Linked DNA regions of Homo sapiens: all the other regions are linked to region 1. The links are chromatin loops, found by intact Hi-C in ENCODE. Cell type or tissue: PC-9. All regions are shown on one strand. Region 1 holds the start of LINC02967 (long intergenic non-protein coding RNA 2967). Region 2 has its middle 130 kb from the start of LINC02967. Region 3 has its middle 10 kb from the start of CST5. Region 4 overlaps WAKMAR1 (wound and keratinocyte migration associated lncRNA 1). Region 5 has its middle 36 kb from the start of LINC01721. Region 6 has its middle 51 kb from the start of GGTLC1. Region 7 overlaps SYNDIG1 (synapse differentiation inducing 1).

What was found. Hi-C counts contacts between places; a loop is a spot of excess contacts. Peaks named below come from ENCODE experiments on the same cell type or tissue, not always from the same donor. Only the 100,000 strongest peaks of a DNase experiment are listed, where the experiment ranks them.
Region 2: it touches region 1 in a loop (4-fold over the local background); 15 of 110 quality-filtered maps call a loop at or near these places.
Region 3: a loop joins it to region 1, with 14 times the contacts of the local background. A loop is called at or near these places in 16 of 110 quality-filtered maps.
Region 4: it touches region 1 in a loop (12-fold over the local background); 12 of 110 quality-filtered maps call a loop at or near these places.
Region 5: it touches region 1 in a loop (8-fold over the local background); 67 of 110 quality-filtered maps call a loop at or near these places.
Region 6: a loop joins it to region 1, with 12 times the contacts of the local background. A loop is called at or near these places in 38 of 110 quality-filtered maps.
Region 7: a loop joins it to region 1, with 4 times the contacts of the local background. A loop is called at or near these places in 4 of 110 quality-filtered maps.

What each region holds. Positions count from the first base shown.
Region 1 is chr20:24,916,178-24,920,177 of GRCh38, reverse strand. It overlaps LINC02967 (long intergenic non-protein coding RNA 2967), which reads right to left and starts at 1,614. Exons shown (of 3, transcript XR_001754563.2): 1 at 184-1,614. RefSeq lists enhancers at 1,044-1,677, 1,944-2,013 and a silencer at 1,734-1,793. In PC-9, CTCF peaks have their summits at 1,450 and 1,651 (motif pointing right); a DNase peak (open chromatin) is centred at 1,657.
Region 2 is chr20:24,783,855-24,787,854 of GRCh38, reverse strand. No RefSeq gene overlaps it. Among named protein-coding and RNA genes, the nearest start is that of LINC02967, 130 kb to the left of the region's middle. RefSeq lists an enhancer at 3,611-3,680. In PC-9, no CTCF peak of the experiment used is centred here; a DNase peak (open chromatin) is centred at 2,114.
Region 3 is chr20:23,887,852-23,891,851 of GRCh38, reverse strand. No RefSeq gene overlaps it. Among named protein-coding and RNA genes, the nearest start is that of CST5, 10 kb to the right of the region's middle. RefSeq lists an enhancer at 1,797-2,297. In PC-9, CTCF peaks have their summits at 1,729 (motif pointing left) and 1,929 (motif pointing left); a DNase peak (open chromatin) is centred at 1,961.
Region 4 is chr20:24,098,496-24,102,495 of GRCh38, reverse strand. The region is part of intron 1 of WAKMAR1 (wound and keratinocyte migration associated lncRNA 1); the gene reads left to right. Among named protein-coding and RNA genes, the nearest start is that of WAKMAR1, 11 kb to the left of the region's middle. In PC-9, CTCF peaks have their summits at 34 (motif pointing left), 1,409 and 1,617 (motif pointing right); DNase peaks (open chromatin) are centred at 5, 1,755 and 3,395; H3K4me3 peaks cover 49 bases; H3K27ac peaks cover 2,491 bases.
Region 5 is chr20:24,162,144-24,166,143 of GRCh38, reverse strand. No RefSeq gene overlaps it. Among named protein-coding and RNA genes, the nearest start is that of LINC01721, 36 kb to the left of the region's middle. RefSeq lists an enhancer at 1,417-1,711. In PC-9, a CTCF peak has its summit at 1,584 (motif pointing right); a DNase peak (open chromatin) is centred at 93; H3K27ac peaks cover 1,587 bases.
Region 6 is chr20:23,935,895-23,939,894 of GRCh38, reverse strand. No RefSeq gene overlaps it. Among named protein-coding and RNA genes, the nearest start is that of GGTLC1, 51 kb to the left of the region's middle. RefSeq lists an enhancer at 1,325-1,825. In PC-9, a CTCF peak has its summit at 2,391 (motif pointing left); a DNase peak (open chromatin) is centred at 2,364.
Region 7 is chr20:24,473,057-24,477,056 of GRCh38, reverse strand. The region is part of intron 1 of SYNDIG1 (synapse differentiation inducing 1); the gene reads right to left. Among named protein-coding and RNA genes, the nearest start is that of SYNDIG1, 5.4 kb to the right of the region's middle. In PC-9, no CTCF peak of the experiment used is centred here; no DNase peak of the experiment used is centred here.

The sequences.
Region 1 (4,000 bases):
CAGAATCAAAACCAAAATCAGAGCATCCAGAAATCCAAGCCAGGTCAAAACCAAAACCAAAGTATCAAGCAATTCAAGTCAAGTCAAAAACAAAAACCAAAATGCCAGTACAGGCACACCATGGGTGATCAGGCCACGCTTCCACTCAAATGGAGTGGGGCAAGTTCCAAAGACCAGTCTTACCAAGTTTCAGATGTCCAGACTTAAAGTGCCAGTTCCTTCCTGGTGTTCAGCCACTGCGTTGATCCTCCATGGGGGCCTGCCATACACTGCTCTGATGAGGCGTTCCACAGGGGCAAGTGCCTACCCGGGAACGCTCTCAGGATCCACGTCGCTCGAGCTGGCCGGAGTCCCCCGCAGGGATGCTCCACAGGGCAGGCCTAAGCTGCCTAAGGGGCTGACTCGACCATCCAGTAATCACCTCGCTTCCCGGTCAGGGAACCAAGAAATGTAGCAGGATGAGCCGCAGACAAAACTCCTCAGACCCGGATTAAAGAAGGAAGAGAAGGAAGAGGTTTTTATTCGGCTGGTAGCATCGGCAGACTCAAGTCTTAAGAGCTGAGCTCCCCGAAAAAGAAATTCCTAGCCCTTTTAAGGGCTTACAACTCTAAGGGGTCCACGTGAAAGGGTCATGATAGATCAAGTAAGTGTGAGGAACGTGACTAGGGGCTACATACATCAGCTAACAGAACAAAAAGTTTTGCAGTGCTTTCTCATACAATGTCTGGAATTTACAGATAACACCAGTAGTTTTGGTCAGGGGTTAATATTATTATTATTGTTTTAACCACCAGGGCCAGGTGGCGGCGCCAAGGTCGTCTAGCTATTTATCTTACTTCTGTTTCTTTCCAACTTTTTGCTTTCTCCCTTTTCTACTGTCTTATAAACTAGGGAAAAGGGGAGGTGGGGAAGCTGGGAAGGACAACAGGAGAAGTGGTGGTCTCATTCCATAAGAACACTTAAGATCCTATGTAGCAATGTTCAAGCAGGTGTACACTGTCACTAACTAGAGTCACCACGTTGTACAACAGATCTCTTGAACCAGCTGTGTCTTCATTGAATCCTATCATTTTACAGACAAGGAAACGGGCATGCAGAGAGCAAGAAGTTGCCAGAAGTTACGCAAGGCTGGGGATCAGGCCCCGGCAGCATGGTCCTGGCTCCTGGGTCCTCAAGGCTGTCCGCCTTGTGGGCAAGGACCACTCAGGCCCCTGCTGGGCCCAGGCCTGGGATTGAGTGACCCGTGAACTCTGCCTGCAGACGCCAACTTGCCAGTGGGGTGGGGGTGGCCTCTGGCTGTGGCCTGCGTGTGCCAGGAGACAGAAGGGCATCGCTGATCCAGGAGTGTGCACAAAGTGTGCAGGGCAGGAGTGAGGTGGTCTCAGGAGTCTCATGTGTGCATGAGAGAGACTTTTTCTGTGCAAAAACAATGTATGAAAGAAACACAAAACCTCCTGGGGCAGATTTCCAGAGAAAGAGAGGAGTCAGGGGGAGGTGGCGTTCACTACCTTTCTGTTCTGTTTGCACTCGACTTCTAAAAGTCAGTGGTGGTTTTCTTGCTGCTGGGCTGGAAGATCTTTTTCGGTCTGTGTTTCTCCATGAAGAATGCAATTCAATTTCTCCAGACTGTTGCGAGCCGAAGGAGAGCGTCGGCCACAGGGTGGCGCTGTGATCCCAGCCATGAGCACGGCCCGGCCTGAGCGCATTTTCCAGCTTTCCGTAGGCCCCGGCTGGCTTCCCTCTTCAGCTGTGAGACCTTGGCAGCGCCCCCGCCCCCCTCCCCTGTGCCGGGACCTGCCCCAGTCCCTAGCCTGCTCCGCAGCGGCGGTGGGGACCTCAGTCGCCCTGAGCCCTTTCCGGGAAAATGCAATTTGGGGCATGAGACAGGGCCTCTAAACCGCAAGGCCTTCTGCGATTTCAGTTATGAGTCCGTGGGGAAAATCCTGCAAATAAATCTCCCAGGCTTGGCAGGCCCCTCACCCACCCACCGGGCCTCTGGCGTGGAGAATCTCGGCGTTTGGGGGTTGGAGGGTTCCACTTAACTTAGCTGCACGGGTCACTGCAAAGCTTAGTCCTGGAGCCACCATCCCTTCCATCATTCTCAGACCTTCTGAGGCCAGGGATCGGGACCACGTGGTGGGGGCCTGTGGCCACCAGGTCTGGGATGCTAGCTGGGGGATCCGAGGGTGGGGCCTGGCATCATGGAAGGCTCTTCCTTCACATATCTGGAGTGGCGCTGGCTGCTGGCTGGATCTCGGTGGGCTGGGGTGGGAACGCCTCCACGTGGCCTGCCTGGTGGCCACCTGGGCTTCCTCACAGCCTGGTGGCCGGGCTCTGAGCATGAGAGTTCCCTGGAGCAGCAAGTGGAAGTCATCCTTTTTTATGACTTAGCCTCGAAAGTCACCTAGTATCACTTTTGCCAGAATTGCAGACCCGCTCAGATTCAAGAGATGGGAAACCAAGCAGACCCCACCTCTTGGTGGGACAGTGTCAGGTCCTATCACCAGAAAGCAGATGGGAGGGACGTACTGGTGTGGCACCTTTGGAACGTCATCTGCTCAAGTGTGTCCAGAGAGAATTAAAGTCTAAGCCTCCCAGGAGGGCTCTCGGTTCTTCGGAGAAATGCCATTTCCAGCCTCTCTAGCCCTCACCATTCCCCACTTGCTGGCCACTGGCAACTCTCACCCCTGATACTGACCCAGCCACAGAGCTGCTGCTCACCTGTGTCAGCTGCAGCTCCTCCATGCTGAAAAACAAAGCCAACCAAAACTGGAGAACCCAACTGGAATGGTTTTAAACAGTAAAGGGATTTCTGAAACTCCTACCTGGAGAATCTAGCAGTAAGTGAGCTTCATGAACCTGCGCAGGGGCCGCCTGCTTCCCGCAATGCTGGGCACAGCTGGGGCAGTGGAGACTGTGGTCCTGCAGTGCCCGGTGCAGGAGGGGCCGGCCCATTCCAGCTCATGCAGCGATTCTTCTTGGCCCACTTTGGTTCAGTTGCTTTAGAGGTGGGCAGGGATGGAAGGTGGCTCAGTCAGCGTCTTGTGAAAGACTTATGTTCTATCATTGTGGGAGAAAAGTATCTACCCCTCTCTCTGTCCCACTTTCCCTCCCATGGATATGTATGAAGCTGTGTGTAGCCCCTAAGCTGCTGACAGCCTTTTTGGTACACAGGGGCAGCCAGGCTCAGGAGAAGCTGGAAGGGGGAGAATTGTAGAGACTCAGTCATGACAAACCCCTAGATCGAGCCCACCCTGAAACTCACTTACCACTAGATTTTCCAGGTAGGAGTTCCCATAAATCCCCTTACTGTTTAAGATGATTCCAGTTGAGTTTTCCGGTTTTGCTTTCAGCATGGAGGGACTGTAACTGACACAGATGAGAAGCAGCTCTGTGGCTGGGTCAGTATCAGGGGTGCAAGTTGCCAGTGGCCAGATCATCAGGAACGGGGGAGGGTTGGAGAGCCTGGAAATGATATTTACTGGAAGAACTGAGAGCCTTTCCCAGGTGATGGAAGACAGGATTGAAGGTTAGAGCTGATGACAGGGGTTATGCATGGTCAGTTCTGAGCAGGCAAAGGTGGGGTTGGTCCTTGGAGGCAGATGAACCTGCCTTGCTGTGCCCAGCACTGTGGTGTTCACCCAGGGATGACTTTCAGGTCTTGTGTGGCTTCCCTGCTACCTACAGTGGCCAGTAGAAAGACTAAGTTTGAATTTCAGATAAACAACACAAAAATATTTAGCATAAATATGTCCTATATATTGCATAGGATGCGCTTATACTAAAAATCATTCATGATCTGAAATTCAAATTTAACTGAGCATCCTGTGTCTTTATCTGTGAAATCTGTCAGCCTACCTTTCGGTAGCCTGGAGAACTTTATAGAAGGTTGAAGTGGCTGGCTCTTTATGTGGGCTTCTGTCTTGTGGAGTTGGGGAGCTCACAGCTTGGAGCCCTGGGGGGCCAGCCTGACCACCATGGCCAGCCTGTGGGTTCGGGC
Region 2 (4,000 bases), 130 kb after region 1:
TGGGGCCCGGGCTCCTGTAGCCTCTGCTCTGCATGTAACTAACACCACGTGACATGGTGTCCTACTGAACACTCTGGGTTCAGGGGTCAGGCTGACCTGCATTTAAGTCCAGCCATGTGCCCTGGTGTGAGGTACAGAAACTTCTCAAGCCTCAGTTACTGCAACTCTGAAATAAGGCAACACAAATACCCATCACCCAGGGCTATTGAAGCAGGATTCCGGAGCCTGGTGCACACATGCTTAACTCTAGAAATAGTGTCTGTTTCCTCTTGACCAGTGAAACGGAGACATGGAGGGAGGGAGTCCTCCTGCATTGGAGAGAAAGAGACACAGGAAAGACCTTAAAGGTGATGCTTGTGTCAGGGAGGGGAAGAAGGGCTGGAGGTGGGGGCGAATGTATGGGGAGGAATGTGTGGTCATATGTGCAAAGAAGGACTCTGGATGTCATGGGGCGTGGGCCCACTGCTGTGGGGGCTGCTGCTCTCCCAGGGTAAGTCAGCTCCTACAGACTGCCCACCATGCAACGGCTTTATCAAGAGCGGTCATGGCCTCCATCCACCAGCCCGGCGGCGATGTCCCTGAGAGGGGCACTGGGTGGTGGCCTGGGGCAGCACTCCCTGCTTTGGGGCTCCTGTGGAGGCATGAGAGGGTATCAGCCTTGACTTGATCATGGAAGCAGAGGGATAAGCAGGCTTACACGGCCGGCAGCAGCACCTCACTTCTGGGGGTTTTGATATTCAGTTCCAGCTTGAACCGCAGAGACTTCACAGCCAGTGCCAGGGGACCCTCCACCCTAACACAACCGTGTTCCCCAGAAGCAGGCCCTGGTGCAAGACTTTGGGCACAGCAGTTTATGTGGAAGGTGATCCCAGGAAGCACAGGAAGAGGTGGGGAGAAGAGGCTGGGCGGGGGCAACCCATATAGGGTGAGGTTCCTGCAGGGGACTCCCGGGAAAGGTCATGGAGCACACAGCAGCCGCTGGGTCCTGAGCATGCCGCTGTCAGGCCCTCATGCCCCGAGTGCTCTCTGAGCAGCTCTGTGGGGTCAGTCAGGGGCCTGGAGGAGACCTGCTTCTCATGGAGATGCGGGAGGACGGTGGGCCCAGGGCTGTCCTGTGAGTGGGCTGTGAGCCCACAGTGAAGGCAGATGGTCTGGCCAGCCCACCAGAAAGGGGGTGTCTCAGGCTGCATTTGCCCAGGGCAGACCCCAAGACAGGCTTTGGGATGAAGCATTGGTCTGGAAGGGGTCTCAGGAAGCAGCTGGAGAAGGGGGCAGTGAGGGAGGAAGGGGCAGTGATGGCGAGTGAGGGTGGGAGTCAGCCACCTAGCTCTGTGGTCACTGGGATTGAATCCTGCTGGGGCCTCGGGGGACGGGGAGGCCCTGGGGGAGGCATGAGGGAGCGCTACTCCTGTCTACCCTGGGTCAGGCCCACTCCCAGGGATGTTTGTGGCTGCCTTGTCTGCGGGCAGAGCAGGTTCCAGGTTTCAGAGAAAGCCCCTGGGCAGAGAGAGGAGGTGCTGGCTGCCGGATGCCCACCAGCATCTGGTCCTTGGGGCGGCCCCATCGGCCCCGTGGCTCACTTTCCCTCCTCTGCTTCGGTGGTTCTTCTCCCTGGAGGGCAGGGGAGTGCGCTGTCCTGATCCTGTCTCTTGCTAGCCCTGCAGTGTGGGCAGCCATGTCACCTCTGATAACTGCTCCCCTCACCGGGCTGCTGAGGGGACAACACCAGACAGCACCCGGGGCATGGGTGCTCCACAGATGCCAATCTTGGGTTGTTACTGTCTCCTCTGGGCTGGAACTAAAGAGCCAGTTGTCCTGCAATCAATTTCTGGACCCTCCATGAGTGAGGAAGAGCAAGGAGTGACTGCAGAAGCTGCCTGCGCCTCTGCCTTTAAAATGAGAAGGGAAGAGGATTTCCTAGAAGTGCTTTTGTGCAATCAGCTGCCTCTGGCTGACAGAGGGTGGAGGCCAGGTTCAAAAGGAGAAAGACGTGTCAGAGCCTGGGCCCATTCCCTCCACTGATCCCTGTGCCCTTGGGTGAGTGGGTACCTCAAGTCTGGCTTTTGAAGCCTGATGAGGACTCCACGTGGGAGGGGCGCTTAGGCATTCTGGTGATTCCAGTGCCCGTCCTCTCCTTCTCATGAGGAATTGAGAAGGAATGTGTGTGGAACGCTGGTCCCAAGCCCTGGCCAACCTGCCTGCAACTCCATGTGCCTCCCAGCAGCAGATGGTTAATATCCAGGAAGTGCAGATGAATTTTCACATTAGACCAAATGAGACAGGATGTCACAGAGTCAGAGAGAAGCAATTTGAGAGTTGTTTGCTGTGTTGGACGCTGGTGCTATTCTCTCCGTGGATCTAAGCTGAGGCTGTCTGTGGTGTGAGGGGGTGGCCTGGGGGGTAGTAGGTACTGGAGGACATGCCCCACATCCCTATGACATGAGGTCAGGGTCATGAGTGAGATGTCAACTTCACTGGGATATAGCCCTGAGGTGAGGGAGTGGCTGTGGCCGAACAGAGGGCCCACTCTCAGGCCCCAGCCTTCCCCACTTCCCCGGCAGTCACTGCCAGAGCCATTTCTTGTGCCTGCACTGGGACGGCTGGAGGAGTCTGCTCAGTAACACCCCACCTGCTACTGGCACCATCATGTCTGAGGACTAGCCCCTCAGTCTTTAGATCTCCTTTTCCCTTGAGGTTGTCCCATGTCTTGACCTTCTCTGTGTCCACATCTGTCCTTCTCTCTCTTCAGCCACATTGGAATTTCCATGTTATTCTTATGTGAAACTGTTGGGTCAGTGTACAAGGAGCACAGATTACTAGGTGGCAGTCTCAATATCCAATTCAGTGAAACTATTGTTGGGTTTCTTGGTGGAACATTCTTCCCTGGGGAGCTAAGACCTCCAAAACAGCTGAGCTTAAAGCTGTGTCAATGGGAAGCAAAAAAAAAAAAAAATTGTTGCAGAGGGTAACAAGTGAGAGAAGCTGCCATCACATGATTCTCCAGGCCACATCTGTGTGGATTAGAAACCCGCTCCTGATACAAAATACCGGATGTGTCAAAGCTAGTCAGGAAACCAGAACTCAAACACACCATTCTAATACAAAGACTCTAAAATAAGGAAATGGTCAAGCAGATGTTGGCACCAGGAAGAGCATGTAGTGCCCAGCTGGGCATTTCAGGCTGTGTGGTGGGGAACATTGTCCTGAGACCTCCAGCATAACCAGTCACTGTGCTTATTTCACTGACTTAAGGCACAACTAGAGAGTCAGGGTGTCACCTGAGCATCTGCTCTCTTGTTAGATTAGCTGGGAGTGGTCTTCCACTTGAGTTCAACCCAATCCTAGTGTTAATAGCTGTTGTTTATTGAGCACTGACTCTGTGCCCAGTATTGCATTCCCATATTTCCATCAACAGCCTTAAAGAGAAGGCACTACTGCCCCGATCTGAGGAGAGGCAAAGCAGAAGAGGCAGAGCTGGTTTGTGGGGCACTGGAGCAGGAGGCACAGGTGGCTTTCAGAGGGCCTGGCAAGGTAGGTGTGTGTGCTGAACAGACGTTAAGATGGCTCAGGACCTCCTCCTGGTGGTCACGTCTGTGTGTGGTCCTCTCCCCTGAAAGCGGATGAGACCTGTGCCTTGCTTCTAACTAGAATACACAAAAGTGATGGCATGTCACTCCTGTGATTATGTTACATTATTTATTTAAGACTGTCTTGCTAGCAGACTTGCTCTCTTCTCAGTTGCTGGATTTGGGGAAGCAACCTGCCACGAGGTGAGAAGGCCTATAGAGAGGGGGCTGCCTGGCAGGGGACTGCAGACAGCCTCTAGGGCCTGACAGTGGCCTCCAGCTGATAGCATGAAGCCAGGCCCCTCAGTCTTACAGATGCAATGAAATGCATTCTGCTGACACCCCGAGGGAGCTTGGAAGTGGATCCTTTCCCAGTCCAGCCTCTGATGAGACTGCAGCCCTGGCCACTGCTGGGCTGCTGCCTGGTGAGACCC
Region 3 (4,000 bases), 1.0 Mb after region 1:
CATGTGGCAGGGGATATGGGTTTCTAAACATTTTAGAACCAGAGAAACAAAATCTGAGGGTGGAGACCAGCAAAGCAGTGAAGACTTCACAGTGGATGTCCACATCAGACCTCTGTAGGGAAGATCCAGCAATGTGGGAGCTGAGAAATAAAGTGAGTCTTCTCTTTCATTGATTGTAGATAGTTCTGAGAAGAGAAAGCAGATTCTCACACCCTTCTATCATGTTTCAAAGCCAATTACCACCTTTTTTCTATAAAATATAGAATTAGCATGACTATGTAATCACATGAGGTTTATAAAGGGTGTGGCACAATGTCCAATGCAGAACAGCTACTGACAGACACCTGGCAGTGATGCTGAAGATGATGATGGAGATGAGAATGGTATGCTGGAGATGAAAATGGTGATGGTGATGATGGTTTTGAAGGTGATGATGATGGTATGGTGGTAATGCTGGTAATGGTAATGATGGTGATGGTGTTGATGATGATAGCGGTGCTCATGATGAGTATAATGATGGTGAGTATACTGATGGTGATGGTGGTAGTGGTGATGGTGATGTTGATGACAGCAGTAATGTTGGTATTGATAATGGTGATGTGATTGTGATAATAGTGATGATGGTGGTGGTGGTGGTGGTTATAATGGTGGTGATGATGGTAGCTCTTGTAATGATAATAGTGGTGATGGTAATAGTGGTGAAGTTGGTGATAGTGATGGTAGTAATAGTGGTGGTGGTGATGGTGATGACGGCAGAGACGGTCGTATTGATAATGATGATGATGGTGGTGATGATAGTGATGATGATGGTGATAATGGTGATGGTGGTAAAGATGGTAGTGATGGTGGGGATTATGGTGGTACTGGTTTTGATGGTGATGGTCTTGGTGGTGGCAGTAATGGTGACGGTGATGATAATAGTGATGGTGATGGTAGTGATGATTATGGTGAGGGTGGTGATGATGGTGATGACCATGATGTTGAGGTTATGGTGATGGTGATCATGGTGGTGATGGTGATGGTGATGATGCTGGTGATGATGATGGTGATCATGGGGGTGGTATCAATGGTGATAGTGGTAAAGATAATGGTGATGGTGGTAGTGATGATTGTGGGGATGGTGGAGGTGATGCTGGTGATAGTGATGGTGGTTATGGAAGTGGCAATAGTTGTGAAGATTATGGTGATATTGATGATATAGTGGTGATGGTGGTGATATGATATTTGATGTGAAAAGATAAAGCTCTTTGATGCAGAATATAAGCACGAGGCCAGAGCAGGTATCATTAAGGGTTTTCCTCTGTTTGCAGGCTCATCAGATCTGGACTCAGGTGAAACTTGTCCTCAGACACCTTGCCTTGGATGGGAAACTGTTTTTCATTAATGGATCATGTGTTCTTCTTAACCACAGCAGCAAACGTGGTTTTTCCATGGTATTCACGCCTCCAACTGACTAAGATGACCATGAAAAAGAAGGAGATGGGTAGTTTGAGAAAGGGGCAGGGAGCAAGAGAGACAGCACCAGGAAAGGGGTGAGGAGGCAGAGTGGAAGAGAAGATAGAAACCAGACTTGTCCACAGGGTGTCCACACGTTCATTGTCACCTGCCTTCAGAATGTCCCTGTCTTCTGAGAGAGTCACTTCTGGGCCTGTCTCTCCTTTCTGGAAAGATCCAGCAGGGGCCCTGGGGAGAGCTGCAGGAACAGGAGGCTGTGCCATCTACTGGCCATTGCTCTGTTCAATAAAACCCCACATGCCCAGGTAGCCCAGGGCAGCGAGGACAGAACCAAGCCGACGGGCCTCTGCAGAACCCGTACGGCACTCAGGGAGTGCTTAGTTTGCAAAACCCCTTTCTCCAAGGCAGATGCTATGACAACCCCAGGGTTACCTTCAGAGACTGCTCCCCAGGGTGAGGCTCGAGTAGAGGCACCCGAAGGGCTGGTCATCCGTGGGTGAATGCTTCCCTCTGGTGGTCACTGTGGTGAAGTGGAGCATGCAGAACCCAGAGGTTCTCTGCAACCTCATGAACTGAGCAGGAGTTACAGGGCAGGTGGCTGCAGGCACAGGAATTGCCCTGTAGCTTTGTGGTTTATCTGCCACATCTGGGCATTCTCTTTGTGATGTGTTCATCTTCACAAGTGATGTTTCAGCATATCGTCCCCTCCTTTATCATGGGGTGAGGAGGTTGCCAACTCTGCAAGCCTCTTCCCACTTAGTTCCCCTCAGACACACTCCATCTCTCAGGGCCCAAAAGCTCACCATTCCTGCCAACTCTGACACAGCTCAGGCATCATTCTCAGATACATTCAATGCCATGAATGGCAGACTTAGCTGGGCATAGTGGCACGCACCTGTAGTCCCAGCTACTCAGGAGGCTGAGGAAGAATCACTTGAACCCAGGACGCTGAGGAAGAATCACTTGAACCCAGAAGGCGGAGGTTGCAGTGAGCCAAGATCGTGCCACTGCACTGAAGCCTGGTGATAGAGTGAGACTCCATTTAAAAAAAAAAAAGGCTAATGTTTTCTTTTTCCAAATATGACTGGCAAATAGGTACTTAAAACATTTTATAATAAAAAGCCATTGTGGTGCCATATTCATAATGAAGTCCATCAGCAAAAGGAAGAAGACCCTCCCCTGCACTCTAATGAAATCTGGCCCCTCTAGGCTGGGCACAGGGGTTGACATTTTAGATCCACAGTCTGGCATGTATGATGTCCCAAGAATCTCCTGAGGACAGCTCTCGGTTCCTTCCTGAGAGGTGACCATCTGCTCATCCTCATGTCTCCTCTAGTTCAGTAATTTTCATGGCACGTGCTCAGACCAGGGCTGGAGTTCTGTTCTTTCCTCCCCACTATGCCCTCACCCCAGCCCTCAGCAAGTCCTGTCTCGCTGCCTCTCACAGACATCCTGAGTCTCCTGTGCTCCACCTCCCGACCACTGCACGGGCCCAGGTCACTGTCCTCCCTTTCCTGGGTGACTGCAATGTCCTCCTGACTGTTCTCCACCCTCCCATTCTCACCGACTAGAAGCCTGTTCCTTCCTTGAGGCCATGCCAGCCTTCTAATAACATATAAGGTGTCATGTCATAGTCCCGGTAAAACCTTTCAAAGGCTTCTCATTAGAGTTGGAATAAAGTATATTCAGCATGATGCATATGGCCTGGCAGGAACTGACATCTGCTCATCCCCAGACCCAGTCTCTGTATCTCTCCTGCCTGCTGGTCCTTGATGATCAATTCAGGAGCTTCCACAGGTTAAGATCATTTTCTCCTCAGGGTAAGTTCATGCTGCTTTTTGGCCAGAAAATCCCCACCCTTGGGTTTCTGCAGCTGGCTGCTTCTCCTCCTGCAGAGTGCAGCTCCCATGTCACATCCCCAGAGTGGTCTTTCCAGGTCACTCTTTCTAGGTTAGGATATCATTTGGCTACAAGCTGGGTAGAGGCAATACTGTATTCGTCCCATTATCTGTAAAGTGCCTATGAACAATCCCTGGACCATAGAAGACTCTGAATATACATATTGGATGAAATGCCTTTATGGACGTATCAGAGACTTTCTCAGTGGCAATGAGATAATGTCATGTGAACATCTTACCGGCAGCATCTGTGAGGTTGTGTTAACTCTACAACTATTTGTTATAACTATCATTTCAATGGCAAGAGTTAAGATGACCTTTGGATCTTTTGAAAAATGACAAAAGCTTGGGATCAAATATCAAAATGCAACTAGGGAAGGATAAGAAATCACCCTAGGGAGGGTGGCAGGAAGCACAGGGTGTCCCAGAGACAGTGTCCTGGAACCCAGCCAGCAGAGCTTCCACCAGCAACACTGTCACCCTTTCTCCAGGGCTTCTCTGTGCCGAGCAGTTCAGTAAGGACCTGGTATGCATTGTCATTTTGTTCTTCACATATCTGCAAATAGAGAAGTGTACTCTTGCTGATGAGAAAATAATTCTTGACATACAGCAGGCACACCATACCTCTCTTTTGACTGAACGCACAC
Region 4 (4,000 bases), 820 kb after region 1:
TGCCCTCTGCTGGCCTGGCATGGCTACCGCCAAAATACCCTTAGTCTGAGATGTGTGCCCCAGTAGGAGTCCAAGGGTAGCCTTGCATTGAGCAACATTTTCACCTAACGACAGTCACATCAGTGGTTTGCTTTCTTTTGTTGGTATAATATGGCTTATGATTTCTGCACACACAGATAAAGACACGTCCTACAAAAACCAGTCACACGGGACTGTGGCGCTGATGGTGGGCTCACACAGTCACAGATGGTCCTTCTATTTTTGTTAATTCAGACATTTTTTTTCCCAGTGCAGGAGTTGTTACAACATGAATTAGGTATAATGAGATTCATGAATTAGATAAGAGGATTTGCTAAGACTTGACTGGGATTGGCTCTAACTTGATTAGAACCAGGAACTAAAGCTGAAAGTAGGAAAAAAGGAGACCTGCGTTCTTTTGTTTGCCTTTGAGATTTTATTGTCATTTTTGTTTTTAACCTTCCAAGTTCACTTGCAGCACATCTCACCACCACCAACAAAGATGACAGAACACTCCAAAGAGCTACTGAGCACACGAATTTAAGGACAAAGAAGGAAGCTTTTGAGTTTGTTTATTTGTTTTAGCATTGATAAATTAGTTTCAGAATTTTGTTTTACAATAAACAAAACACACTTACAGCTATAAAGCACCTGATCATTGAAATTCCTGCAGGAGATAGCATCTTTGTTGTCTTGGGACTTTAGTCCCTAACCCTGCTTTACCTTTGAAATTTTTTTTGTGATAAATGATGTTTTAATAATACAAAGATATTTAGTAATGTGATAATGCCATATTCTCCAGGTCCTTTACATGACCCCGAGAGACTGGACCAGCAGAGCTGCTTTTCTTTCAACTTCCCCTGTATAACCGTTTTCTGCCTTTCTCAGCTCCCTGTAAGCCAGCCCCATTTGTTGGCCCAAGCAGGATTTAAATGTATGAGCCTTAGTCTTTCCCACTTGGCCCAGGCTCCCAGATTTGACTTAGAATTAAGTCTCACTTCTTAACCTGGATCTGGTTCAGGAGACCCCTAAACTCCAAGTCTCTGAGCTGAGGCACCCAAGAGAAAGACACGCAATGGGATATCATAGTCTTATAGGATATGCTGCCTTAATTAACAAATGCATGATTTAAAAAAGTCAGTAAGCCATACTATGGAAAACTATTCAGCAATACAATGAGTAGAGAGTTAATACAGGCAACATTTGGTGAACCTCAAAGAAATTACAGTAGTCTCCTCTTCTTCTTGGGAGATGTATTCAAAGTCCCTCAGTGGATACCTGAAACTGGATTGTGAAAGCGATCAGTCAGAATTGTGTGAGTGATTGTTTATTAATAGTTGACACTTTTTTCCTGACAGGTAACTGGAGACTGGCACAGAGGAGGCACCCAATGGCACTGATTATTCTTGGCCAATATGGCTGGAGCCATAGAAGGCTGATCTTGCCTAAATTTGCCCTACTTGGTGTTGAACAACTTCCCCTACCTGCTTTCTGGGCCTTGTCTTCCTTTTGAATGATAAGAACTTTGCAGTCATATCAAGTCCATTTTGATGGTCATTTGACTCCAGGCCTCCTTCTTACTCAAAGCAGTTTATGTCACTGTACAGTGCATGTACTGCACACTAGGGGGCTCCATAACGGCATCCTTTGGAGTTGTGCGGTGCATAACAAGCACAGCCATCCATGGCAACCCTGTTAACACTTGCCAATCCACTTTCCAAATCAAATCGTGACCTGTGTCCCCCAATTTCACACAATCAACCCTTCCCCCTTCCTGCTTCTTGGGTATTTGGTTCTGGCCTGGGTTTCCTGCTTTATCTGATAGACCGATTAGGCCTTTTCGTGCCCCTAGCATGTGGAAATTAAGCAGAGACTACTCCTGTCAGTCACTGTGACTGCACACCCAGCTGCCCTTATTGACTCATCCTCAAATGCTGGAAGAGGCCCTAAGCCTGGCAGACATGTAATGCAAAGCTCTGAAACTCACAGACAACTCATTTATTTAACAGGTGCCACTGGGTGCCTCCTCTGTGCCAGTCTCCAGTTACCTGTCAGGAAAAAAGTGTCAACTATTAATAAACCATCACTCACAATTCTGACTGATCACTTTCACAATTTCTAGCTTTCGGAAAGTTTTTATGAAAGTAATTATCACTTTCATAGTTTTAGCTCATAACAAGCAGAGTAGCAACTGTACAGAACTTTGCTTAAATGCTGCCTTAATTAACAAATGCATGAATTTAAAAAGTCGGTAAACCATACTACGGAAAACTATTCAGCAATACAGTGAGTAGAGAGTTAATAGAGGCAACATTTGGATGAACCTCAAAGGAATTTACAGTAGTCCCCTATTATTCTTGGGAGATGTATTCGAAGTCCCTCAGTGGATACCTGAAACTGGATAGTATTGAACCTTATGTACAATGTTATTTAATGTGTAATTTAGGCACAGTGCTCTTGCACTTTTGAGCCATTATTATGTAAAATAAGGGTTATTTTAACATGAGCACTATGATACTGCAACAGTCGATCTGCTAACCAAGACATCTACTAAGTGACTAACAAGTAGATAGAATCTACAGTGTGAATATTATAGACAAAGGGATGATTATGCCTAATTTTATCACACTACTCAAAACAGTGCATGATTTAAAACTTAAGAATGATTTCTGAATTTTTTAATACAGTGTTTTCAGACCACAGTTGACCACAGCTAACCAAAACCATGGAAAGTGAAACCACAGATAAGGGCTCAACTAATGTAATGATACGAGAAAGCCAGTGTCAGGTATGACAACTTATATACATGGCGAAGCTATTGATCTCTCCACCTATCCATCCATCCATTTGTTAACCTAAGAAAAATGGCACTAGAGAAAATTTTCTCTAATTATGTGGGGTTTGCTCAGAAATAGAAATAAGGATTATGATCTGGAGTGCATGGAATGGCAAGGCACCAGCACATCCAGTGAGGGAAGAGTAAGGAGGGCTTTCATTAGCAAAAAGAGACCTACGTAAGCTGCTTGGAAACAGAGTTCACTGGTTCCAGAAGTTCAAAGCAGAGTTGCTGTCATTTCGTTGGTAGAAATGCTGTTACTGGGAAAGTGTTCTTCTGAGAACATCTTTTCTAAATCACTGCAATCCTAAAGGATGTCTAATGCTGTCAATGTCACTTGAGAGTAAAAAAAAAATTAAAAATATCTAGTAATAAATCTTATCAAAGCAGATGATACACGAAGGATGAGAAAGGGTCTTTTGAAAGTCCTTGTCTTATCTCGAACAGGTAAGCATGAGCCTCCTCTCCTTCTGGACTTCCTGGCCCTATTTTGTCTGGGTCTGGCAAAAGTGATTCATCCTGGTATCTTCAGCTTTCACACATGCATCCCCGTGGGAGGAGGGTGTTTACTGAAATCATAGCATGAGCTGCCAACAAGGAATTCAGAGGAACAGTCTGCTGGTTCCTGTGTATGCAGTGTCCATTTTCCTTCTTCTTTCTCCATAAAATTTCTACCTCCTTCTGTGAATTTCCCAGGGCTATGTCTACCTTCTGTACCACAATGTACAAGGAATAAACACAAAACTGTTCAGTCATATTCCCCAGACCTTCGGATCCATTAGCCTTGTATTTGTTGTTTTAGTTATTCTCCTCCACACCCACCCCCACCATCAACTACCCAAAAAGTCCAAATTTGCATGCTAGCCTGCCTTCGAATCCTTTGGGAATGGGCTGGGATGCCCGAGAAAACTATGATACATCTAAAGGAGATGCCTGCACAAATGATAGAATGGAAGACCAACATAAAACTAGGTCAGGGAAGCTACTGGCATGTGAATTTTAACATCTATTATTCTGCGTTCACTTTTTTTCATTAAAAGATTCCAGGAGTCAGGCAAAACTGGGGGCACAGAGTTAAAGTCAAAATGCAGAAGGAGGCCGGGCGTGGTGGCTCACCCCTGTAATCCCAGCACTTTGGGAGGTCAA
Region 5 (4,000 bases), 750 kb after region 1:
ATCAGATATCAGGGGCGGGGAGTTCTCGCTAAATTGACAAAGCAGGGATTGCTAAAACAGATGTCACAAGGAAGTGTAGGAGAAGGTTCAGAAGCCCTAGGAGAAGGTTCAGAAAACTGACTAAAGTTTGGTCAAGCAGAGAATCTTTGTCATAGGTGATCATCCAAACCAAGGACTCAAATCTGTTTGATCACATCCTGCTATGATGAAACACACTCCATGTGTCTACTTAGTGCTTTATAAATGATGGCCACAAACTCCTGTACCCTGCATACCTTGTACTCAATACCTTGTGAAATATGCATTACAATAAAATATTTAAAAGGTTGAGATAAAAATAAAAGCATGTTTTATTACTTTGTTTACCCTGATGGATCAACTTGAGAACACTGCCTTGGAGTATTCTTTTGGGTGTTCTTGGCACCCAAGCCAATTGGCTGGACCTGCAGGCAGCCTCACGGAAGTGAGTGTGGGAGGCCAGAGACTGACCATGCTGCAGGCCTGGTTCAGATCTTCTCTCTGGGGCCTGAGTTTATTTGGTTTCCTTCTTTTCATTTTTTTTTTTTTTGGTTCATTTCTTTTGTTTGTTTTCCATTCTAGACAAGCTCTGAAATGAAACAATACCAGGCCAGTACTATATCCCCGGGAAATGTCAAAATGAAAAATGATCTCCTCTCAAGCTTTTCTTTTCCAGGCAAAATAAGCTCCCTTATTCTGAAACGTCCTCACTTCTCCACCCTGTGAAAAGTCACAGGGTGGAAAGTAACAGTCCAGTTTCTCATCGATGACGCTTCCTGGAAGGAACTGTGCCCTGGGTCTGCTTTGGGCCTAGACTGTGCTTAGAGAAAAAAGGCCAAGTTTATAACATGTTGCTCCTTTGTTTTCCTGCCCCACCCCTAATTCCTCCATCTCTAGCAAGCAGGAGATGAGGTGAGGAAGCCTAAAAATTAGCATTTTGTTTTCTGCTGACATGGTGGCTGATTGTGTGTTTTTTAGACACAGTTATTCAGCTGAAGTCATGGAATATTGACACATGGGGCAAGCTTCGTGCAAGAGTTTCACCTCTCTGACTGTGCCGATAAGGGTATATGTTAACACTCATTCATATCACATTTGTTTTCCTGAAACTCAAGGAAAATTAAAGTATCAGAAATCAAAACTTTCCTATGAACTGCACAGCCTATAATCTCCCAACTGGGGCAGAGGAAATTGTGAGCGCTCAAATCCAAACCAGGCAGTGCTCGCTGGGTGTCCAGGCAGGGTTGGTTCTAGAAGCATGAGCTGGTCTCGGAGGGCAACTTTGTGCAAAGTCCTTTCAACATGGGAGAAAAACTAGCACATATACAAATGCAATATTGGAAATTACTTTCTATCTTTATCCTGTCTTGTCTTTATTTGTGAAATGCTGAAAAACACAAAAAAGTAAGACAATCATAATCCCAGCCAACCCTCAGTGGGGAGCAACTTATCAGGAGTGCATTTATTTTGCTTTTCCTGAAGCCTTCAGTGTCCTGGAATCTAATATTGAAATCCTAACCCTTCATTCAACAAGGAAACGACCCTGATGAATTCCAGCAGCAGGGGGCACCAGAGCCCCAGCCGCGGGCAGGCGCACCTCAGCAGTACTGCTGAGTGGGTTCCAGGCCACCACAATAAAGAGAATCCCACAGGATTTATTTTTGTTTCTCAGTGCATATAAAAGATATGTTTACATTACATTGTAGTCTACGTGGTGTGCAATCACATTTTTCTAAAAAAACAATGTATATATCTTAATTTAAAAATACTTTATTGCTAAAAAATTGCTAACAATTATCTGGGCCTTGAGCAAGTCATAATCTTTGCTGGTGGAGGGTCTTGCCTCAGTGTTGATGGCTGCTGACTCATCAGGGTGGTGGGTGCTGAAGGTTGGGATGGCTGTGACGATTTCTTAAAAGACGACAGTGAAGTTTGCCACATCAGTTGACTCCTTTCAGAAAAGATTTCTCTGTAGCATGTGATGCTGTTTGATAACATTTCAATAGCATCTACCTACAGTAGAACTTCTTACAAAATTGAAGTTAATCCTCTCAAACCCTGCCACTGCTTTATCAGCTGAGTTTATGGAATGTCCTGAATCCTTTGTTGTCATTTCAACAATGTTCACAGCATCTTCACCAGGAATAGTTTGCATTTCAAGAAACTATTATTTGTTCATTCCTAAAATGAAACTCCTCATCTATTCAAGTTTTATCATGAGATTGTAACAATTGAGTGCATTTTCAGAGTCCATTTCTAATTCTAGTTGTCTTATTATTCCCAGCACTTCTGCAGTGACTTGCTCCACTGAAATCTTGAATCCCTCAAAGTCATCCATGAAGTTTGAAACCAACTTCTTCCAATCTCCCGTGAATATTGTTATTTCCATCTCCTCCCCTGAGTCATGAATGTTCTGAATAGCATCTAAAACGATGAATCATTTCCAGAAGGTTTTTAACTTACTTTGCCCAGATGCATCTAAAGAATCACTACCTATGGCAGCTGTAGCCTTACAAAATGTATTTCTTAAATAATAAGACTTGAAAGTTGAAGTCAGTTTTTGACTGTAAAATAGGTTGTGTTAGCAGGCAAGGAAACAGCATTAATCTCCATCTCCATCAAAGCTTTTGGGTGACCAGGGTCTCTGATCAATGGGCAGTAACAGTTTGAAAGGAATTTTATTTTTTTCTGAGCAGGAGGTCTCAAAAGTATACTTCAAATTTTTAGTAGGTGATTCTGTAAACAGATGTGCTGTCATCCAGGCTTTGCTGTTTCATTTATAAAGCATTGGTGGAGTAGAGTTAGCATCGTTCTTAAAGGCCTTAGGATTTTTCCGAATGGTAAATGAGCATTGGCTTCAACTTAAAGTCACCAGCAGCATTAGCCCCTAACAAGAGAGTCAGCCTGTTCTTTGAAGCTTTGAAGCTAGGCATTGACTTCTCCTCTCTAGCTATGAAAGCCCTAGATGATATTTTCTTGCCAGAGAAGGCTGTTTCATCTGCAATGAAAATCTATTGTTTAGTGCAGCCACCTTCGTCATTTATCTTAGCTAGATCTTCTGTATAACTTCTGCAGCTTCTATATCAGTACTTACTGCTTCATCTTGTATGTTTTGTAGGTGACTTCTTCCTTAAACCTCATGAACTTACTTCTGCTAGCTTCCAACTTTTCTTCTGTAGCTTCCTTACCTCTCTCAGCCTTCATAAAATTGAAGAGAATTAGGGTCTTGCTCAGGATTAAGCTCTGGCTTAGGGGAATGTTGTGGCTGGTTTGATTTTCTATCCAGGCTACTAAAACTTTGTCCATATCAGCAATTTGACTGTTTTTCTTTCTTATCATTTTTGTGTTCCCTGGAGTAGCACTTTCAGTTTCCTCCTAGAATTTTCCTTTGCATTTACAGTGTGGCTAATTTCTTGCAAGAGGCCTAGCTTTTGGCCGATCCCAGCTTTCAACCTGCCTTCCTTACTAAGTATAACCATTTCTAGTTTTTGATTTAAAATGAGAGATGTACAACTCTTCTTTTTACTTGAACACTTAGAGACCATTGTTGGGTGGTTCATTGGCCTGATTTTAACGTCACTGGGTCTCAGGGAATTCGTAGCCCCGAGGAGAGGGAGAGAGACGGGGAAAAGGCCAGTCAGTGAAGCAGTAAGAACACTCCCAACATTAACGATGTGAGTTTGCCGTCTCACATGGGTGTGGTTTGTGGTTCCCAACAACAATGATAAAAGTAACGTCAAATATTAATGATCACAGATTACAGTAATAGGTATAAGAATGATGAAACAGTTTGAAGTATTATGATAATTACCAAAATATGATAGAGAGATATGAAGTGAGCACCTGCTGCTGGTAAATGGTGTGGATATACTTGGATATACTTGTACTTGGTTGATGTGGCGCTGCCACAAGCCTTCAATTTGTAAAAAACAAACAAAAAAGGCAATGTCAGTGAAGCTCAAGAAAGTGAAGCCCAGTAAAA
Region 6 (4,000 bases), 980 kb after region 1:
TTCTAGATATAAGAACATATCATCAGTGAACAAGGGTAATTTCACTTCCTCTTTTCCCATTAGGATGCCTTTCTTGACTTGTTCCAGTTGGTAGAGTGAATGAATTCAACTTTCCCCCATTAAATATGATGTTGACTATGAGTTTGTCATTTATGGCCTTTATTATGTTGAGGGATGTTCTTTCTATGTCTAGTTTGTTAACAGTTTTTTTGTCATGAGTGATGCTGAACTTTTATCAAATGCTTTTTCTGCCTCTATGATATGATCATGATTTCGTTGTTAATTTTGTTTATGGGATCATGTATTTTGTTAATCAGAGGAATAAAAGCAGATTTTTTCCCCTGGAATTCATGCCTCTGACCCCTAGATATTACCATGAACAAGAAGGAGATGGGTAGCTTCAGAAAAGAGGGAGGGAAGGAAGAGAAAGAATGCCAAAAAAGGGGTGAGAGGAGAAAGAGTGGAAGAGAGGACAGAAACCAGGCTTGGCTATAGTGTCACAGGATATTTACAGTGTCACTTTGCCAACTGGAAACTTCTGTGCCTCGTGACACCTCTACTCAGGTTTTGCTTGCACCCACTGGGCTCATTCCACCCACTTGGTCTGTCAGGCTGTGCTCAGCTCACACTGTGGCCCAGATTCCACACCTGCCAAGGGTGAGCCAGGTGCAGAGTGGTCAGGGGTGTGTAAGCAAATGAGCATTGGGTCAGGCCACTGTGCAGAGCCAGACATGTTGACTGCAGTGGGGCAGGCAGCTCCAGTTGCTGGCATAGGCACTGGCTCTGTGTGGGGCTTTGGCTGGACCAGACGTACTGCAAGTGGCTTCCACTGCAGGCACCAGCATCTGGACAAGGGGAATGTGGTGGCACCTGAAAGCTTGGAGATGCCAGGAACCACAGAGCCCCAAACAGGGTGTTAAAGCATATCACAGCCCTGGCTCCCAGAATGGCCACAGCTTTTCTCTCCTCATCACCACAGTGTGGTGAGTTGGGGGGTGTTTCAGCCCTTACAGCTCTTGCAGTCTCGCCATTTGGCAGGTCCTGAGTTCCTGTCCCACGTCCAGGAGGAATGGGGTATGCGTACAAGTGGAGGGTGAGCAAGGTGGAGAGGCGCTTCATTGAGTGACAGAACAGCTCTCAGGAGACCCAAGATGGGTAGTTCCTTTCTGCAAGCAGGTCAGCCCCAGGAGTGTCCAGCTCTCAGTGGAAAGGAGAACCATGGTGTATAGCTCCTTTCCACAAACAGGTTGTCCCAAGGAGTTGAGGAGACCTGAAGTGGGTAGCTCCTTCCCACAGCTGGTAGTCCTGATGTCTGGCTGAGTCTGGCTGAGTCTGGGGTTTTTATAGGCTCCGAATGAAGGAAGTGTGTGCTGATTGGTCCATGGGCAGGTGCAAAAAAAGTACCATAAGTTTTCACTCTGGACCACGGCTTCCACCCAGAACTGACACCCTGGTTCCAAGGCTTCAGGCTGTCCCTGGCTTGAAGGTGGGAATTCACCAGGTATCCACCCCTTTCTGTCCAGGAACCTGTCTGCCTCCCACCATCAACATGCCGTCCATGGTGCCCAGGCTGTTCATATTGAACAGTGCCTGCAAGCCCATGCTGAGCTGCACTCAGCCCCCACCAGCAGCCCTCCCATGCTAGTCAGCTCCCACAGTCCAGAGGGGGCTGAAGTGGCAGAGGGCTGGCCACTCCAGCACTGACAGCACTGCCCCAAGTGCACAAACACCCAGCTGGGTCATGACCGCTCCCAGGCTCAGCTACAACTTTGCTCTGCTGCAGAGCAGGTGCCAGGAGCAGGGACAGGCCAGGTAGCAGGAGCAGGCACTTCTGAACCTGTCAGGGCTGGGGACTTTCTGGGCCCTGAGAGCACAGGGATGCCCAGGTCTGGAGCTGCAGCTGGGTGACCACAGCTATGCCTGGGAGCATGGGGCTCCCACCTGTTCCTGGCCCCCACCAGCTCTGGGGAGCATGCAGCCCCAGCCACACCTCTCCTGCTGCAGCTGGCATCCTCACAGTAGCTGCTCTAGATGGGCCACTGTCACCATCAATAGGGGTATCCACACTTTCATTGTCACCTGCCTTGTGAAGGTCTAGCAGGGGCAGTGGGGAGAGCTGCAGAAATAGGAGGTTGTACCATCCACTGTCAATTGCTCTAATCAATAAAACCCTGCATGCCCAGGCAGCCTAGAGTAGCAAGGATAGAGCCAAGCAGAGGGAACTCTGCAGAACCCAGAACAGCACTAGGGAAGTATTTAGTTTGCAAAGCTTGTTCCTCCAAGGCAGACCCTATGTCAACCCCAGGACTACCTTCAGAGCCTGCTCTCTAGCATGAGGTTGGAGTAGCTGGTGCCCGAGAGGCTGGTCATCCGTGGGTGAATGCTTCCCTCTGGTGGTAACTATGGTGAAGTGGAGGATGCACGCTCCACCTTGCAGAGGTTCTCTGCAAACTCATGAACTGAGCAGAATTTACAGGGCAGGTGGCTGTGGGAGCAGGAATTGCCCTTTAGCTTTGTGGTTTATCTGCCACCTTGGAGGATTTTCTTCTTGTCTTTATCTTTGCATTTGATATTTCAGCATATCATTCTCTCCTTTATTATGTGGGAGGGGGTTGCCCACTCTGCAAGCCTCTTCCCTCCTTAGTTCCCCTGACACCCTCCATCTCTCAGGGCCCAGTGGCTCACCCTTCCCTGCCAACTCTGGCACAGCCCAAGGGTTCTTCTCAGACACCTTCCATGCCACAAGTTGCAGACTGTAGGTTCCTGTAGTCCGTGGTATTTGAGACTAATAATTGCAAATATTTTGATTTTCCAAATATGATTGGCAAAGGAAAAGTTCTACGATCACTATTCCATAATAGAAAGTCATTTTGGTGCCACCCAAAATGAGGCATTGTGAAAATGAAGGATGCCCTGCCCTGCACTCTAGTGAAACCTGACCCCTAGGCTGGATATGAAACTAGCCCAATTGTCCCATAAAACTTGTATTTATGGTTTCTTTTGAATGAACATAGAAATTGGCCCTCTGCCTCTTAAAACTTGAGAAACTTACATTTGTCTTATCTGAGTTCCTTAAGAAACGCACCTTCAGCATCAAGGAACGGAAACTCACCAGATCACCATTCCAGACAATGAGATGCCAGATTCCTCAACCATCATGACTTCTGCTCACCAATTCCTCTTCCTTGACCCTCCCCAATTCCTGTTTTCCTGCAAGTAGTTACATTTCTTCTCTACTATATAAACCCCTTATTTTAGTGGGTAAGAACAATGATTTGAGACTGGCCTCCCATCTCCTCTGCTGTGGCACCCAATGAAAGCCCTCTCCCTGGCAATGCTGGTTGTCTCCATGTTTGACTTTCTGTGCAAGGAGTAACGGAACTTAGATGGAACCCCCTGCATTTTGGTACCAGATTTTGGTTTCCTCACCAGGAAAGTGTTGCTCATGGCTCGGCTATGTGGGGAAGGAGACTTTTGGAAGATTCCCTAAGCTGCTGCCCATCTACTTTTGGCTGGAGGTGGGTTTCAGTCTCCATATGGCCCCACCGCTCCTCGCCCCAATCGGGTTTCTGACTGCCTAGGAAGAACAGCCTTTGAAATCTGACATCTGTGTCCAGATGGGTGAGTGTCTTTTTGGGCCCAGAGAGTGGGATCTGATCCCTCAATTTGGGAAATTCTAAGGGAATTTCCATTTGCAGGTTGGATAAGCGCAACCAACGTAAAGAGGAAAACCGTCTGGCTGTTTCTGTTTAAACATTCTTGAGGCTTGTTTGTTACTGCAACAATTGAATTGTGTTTCGGTGATTGTTCGTATGTGTGTGTTCATATAATCATGGGAAACCAAATTTGATAAACTGATAATCTTTTGTAATACTGTTGGGAATCTGGAGTTTGCTGTTGAATGGGAATGTGGGATGGAGTTGTGTGTAATCAGGCTTTATGTTGCTGTTTTTTGGGCCTGCTTAGTATATGATGTTCTTCCGGGGTGTTGCTTGGCCCA
Region 7 (4,000 bases), 440 kb after region 1:
GTCAACAGATACATTTCATGTCTATGGTTCTAAAATAGACTGTGATGTCCTCAAATATATCTAGGGCTCCGATTTACAGCTAATACACCTACACCCAGAACATTCAGATTAGCAAGTGTACCAATGAATGTTACACAAGAGGACCCACAGGAGCAGGGCCATGGCAGATGGCAGAAGGACAGAGATGCAGCTGGACAAATGACTCTCCTTGCTCCAGGCTACTTTAGTGGGACAGCTGTGCTGCAGGCTGCAGGGTCCTTACCAAGTCCAGAGCAGTTAGGAGAGGCTTCCAGCAGAGCCTTGATGATCCCATTGTGAACAAAGTGTGTGATACTTAATATCCACAGTTTTTTTTTGTTTTTTTTGTTTGTTTGTTTGTTTTTTTTTTAGTTGGAGTCTTGCTCTGTCACCCAGGCTGGAGTGTAGTGGCGGGATCTCGGCTCACTGCAAGCTCCACTTCCCAGGTTCACGCCATTCTCCTGCCTCAGCCTCCTGAGTAGGTGGGACTACAGGTGCCCGCCACCACGTCCGGCTAATTTTTTGTTATTTTTGGTAGAGATGGGGTTTCACCGTGTTAACCAGGATGGTCCTGAACTCCTGACCTCAAGGGATCTGCCCGCCTTAGCCTCCCAAAGTGCTGGGATTACAGGCGTAAGCCACCGCGCCCGGCCAATATCCACAGCTTTTAAAGATCAGGATAATAATGAAGGGCAGAGAATAAACTTAGAAATAACAAAACAGATTATTCCCCTTGACTCAAAGTTAGCTTTCAACAAAAACCTGTCTTTGTGAGGAAATTTAGTGTATTAAACTATTATTAGAGTACTGAAATGAATGAGCTGTATCTCTGGGTTTAGTATATAAGAAAAAAAACTGTTAAGATACTATGCACATTAGGCTGGGCACAGTGGCTCATGCATGTAATTCCAGCTCTTTGGGAGGCTAAGACGGGCAGATCACTTAAGGTCAGGAGTTCAAGACCAGCCTGGCCAACAGGGTGAAACCACGACTCTACTAAAAATAGAAAAATTAGCCGGGCATGGTGGAGTGCGCCTGTAGTCCCAGCTACTTGGGAGGTTGAGGTGGAAGAATCGCTTGAACCCGGGAGGCGGAGGTTGCAGTAAGCTGAGATTGTGCCACTGCACTCCAGCCTGGGTGATAGAGTGAGACGTCATTTCAAAAAAAAAAAAAAAGATACTATGCACATTAATTAGCTCACAGTTCTCTGTTGTGGAGCCACTTGTCACAAAGGCACTATGGAAACGGTGAGGAATTGGGAGAGAAAAGTAAAGCCAGAATCGTACACAGGCAAGAGATGTCTGAAAGCATTCCAAGACTAGGTTAGGATTGGTGGGACTGCCCTGTGCAGGGTCCTCTCCAAGGTCCTCACAAATACAGGGTTTCCATGGGAGATCTGAGGCAAACGAGTGCCTCTTACAGTCAATCCATGACAGTCAATCATCTATGACTACAAGCCCAGGCCAGCCCCTGTGCTTAGACAGCATGTCAGAAACCACGCACACTACCTATCACATTTCAACTCTTTCAACTGCCCTACTGGTCCTGTGCCATTATCCCATGGGGCACTCGACCCATAAGGACAAGGTTTCTTATAAGGGAGACACATGGGTGATGGGCTGAGGCTGAGATGTCAGACATGAAGGTTGGCTACAGAAACACATAGGCTTTCTTAAATGCACTTTTAGAAACTGCAAATAATTAACAATGGAATTGGTACCAATCTTTTGTAGGATGAGTTGGGCTTCCCTGGGGGCTACCCTAAAGCTAATGCCTCAGGCCACTCCCCAGCATGGCTACTGGGTTTCCACTGGGAAACTGTCCCAGGACTTAATCCCATTAGCATCTTCAGGAATAAACTCCTGCATCTCAGACCCATGCTAGCTGAGGGTCTGTACCACCAACATGTGAGGACCAAGATCATAGGAGGAAGTTAAAAACTGCCTATTGTACTCATGACAGAAGAGTGAGTTTCTGTAACATTTCATTTATTTGCTTTTCTAAGTGGGGGCATGGGGGGTGGTTCCAAGTGTATTTGAGGTAAGATTACTGTATCTCCCTTTCAGAAAGATCTGTAGTTTAAAGTTGAGGCAATGGAATAAAACTTTTGTGGTTCTAATTATCTGAAATGTGTTTGCTTTCTGGTTTTGTTTTGGGCACTGAAGTTTTCTGAAATAGAGGAAAGGTAAGGAAGAAACAGATGGAGGTAACGTGTGAAAGCGGGCGCCTGCCCAGTGAGGCCAAGTGATAGATTACAACTGAACTTGTTGGAGACCTAAGAATTGTTCAAAATAGAAATTTAACCTAAGTGAGCCGTTCTTGAAAGACGCAGTTTGAAATCCACGCAAGTACTCTCTCCTTCAGACTCATTCTCTAAATGCCACCCCAGTATTTAAAAATGAATGTTATTGACAAAAATTCAGTTAACAACTAAAAACCAAGCAAAAAGTTTTTCACACTGAACACGGATTGCAAGGCCCATCTCTCTGAAATAATGCTAACTGAACTCCTAAATTCTTTTTATGCGACTAAACAGGCAAGGTTATCCCCTGGGTTGTGCCTTTGGAAACAGCTTTTATTTTTATTATTTTCTACCTGTGTTTAATGTTTCCTGGTTCTGTTATTTTTGGTTCTAGCAGTTATTTTTGATCCTGAAGCTTATCTGTTGTTGTTCTTTAGAGTTTCTATTTTCCTTTGTTTTTGGTAGTTTAACAGGTCATTTATCAAACAATAGTTTAAGATGATTTACAGTTTGTCATCCAACCATGCTTGCATCTTGAATCATCACATATTATAAATGGAGGGTGGTGGTCTGTTGGTAATCTGTTTTAAAAATGTTTCCATCTTAGAGAATGCATCATGTAAGTTTTATAACATAATATGAATCTAATTTAGTTATGCTAAGGATAAATTTCATAAGCTATTGCTCACATGCCTTTCCTATCCATTCCTGTAAATCTTTAGCCCACATGGCTATGTACACACCCTGGGTACATTCCTGTGCATGTATCCATCCACCCCAAGTGAGTGCAAACACACTGTCCCAGTCCTCACTCTTGCTGATGGCAGGTTGTAGGCTCCAGACTCTGGGTTCTGCTGCTTGCTAGTTGAATGATCTTAGACAAACCACGTCACTTTTCTGAGACCATTTCTTTTCAACCATATTCTTTCCAGGATTTTGAAAACCAAGCGTTAATGTTGTCACAGCTTGTTAAATGAAAAAGACACTGGATTGAGGACACTTCATTGTCTCAATGTTTCTCTGGGTAAATTTGTATTCACATGGCATTCTGAGAAAACAAATGGGACCTTCCAGATTCTGGAGCCTATGTCTGCTCATGGCACTCGGGAAAGGCCCAGGGGGAAAGAGGGAGTAGCCTGGAGACAGGAGACACTCTGCACGCCTGTCTCCCCAGTGCGTCCCTCCCCCACTCCCCGTGCAATCCAATATGCTGCCTGGACATAAGCAAAGCAACCATGAGGGCACTGAATCATAGCTGGTGCCCGGGTTACTTCATCTGCTCTTTGAACACAAGTTTAGGATCTCTCAGGAATCATTCAAAATGGGCATCTTGCACAGAGAATGCTGAGAAACCACATTTGTTCAAACCTCCTGCCGACAACTTCATTATTCTAATTCTGGTGACGTGGTTAGAGACCTGGTCAGCCTATCTCTAATGTTTTGAATACTGCTTTGTAGAGATTTTGACACCATGCCCCTAGTGTAGTGATGCCGGGTCAAGAGCTAAGGCTCCAAAAACTTCTATCAGTGCACTGCCCCAAAATGACCTTATGCAACTTTCCACTGATACAAGAGGCTGTTTTGCTAGTCATTTACCCCTAGTGTTCTGCTGGTGTTGTCAAATTAACACCCCACATACTTCAGTCCTTGTCACCTTTACCCACTCATTCAAAGAATTTTGCTGATAATGTGACATCTGTTCAAACTATGGGCCACAGCGGTACATTTACTCTGAGATGG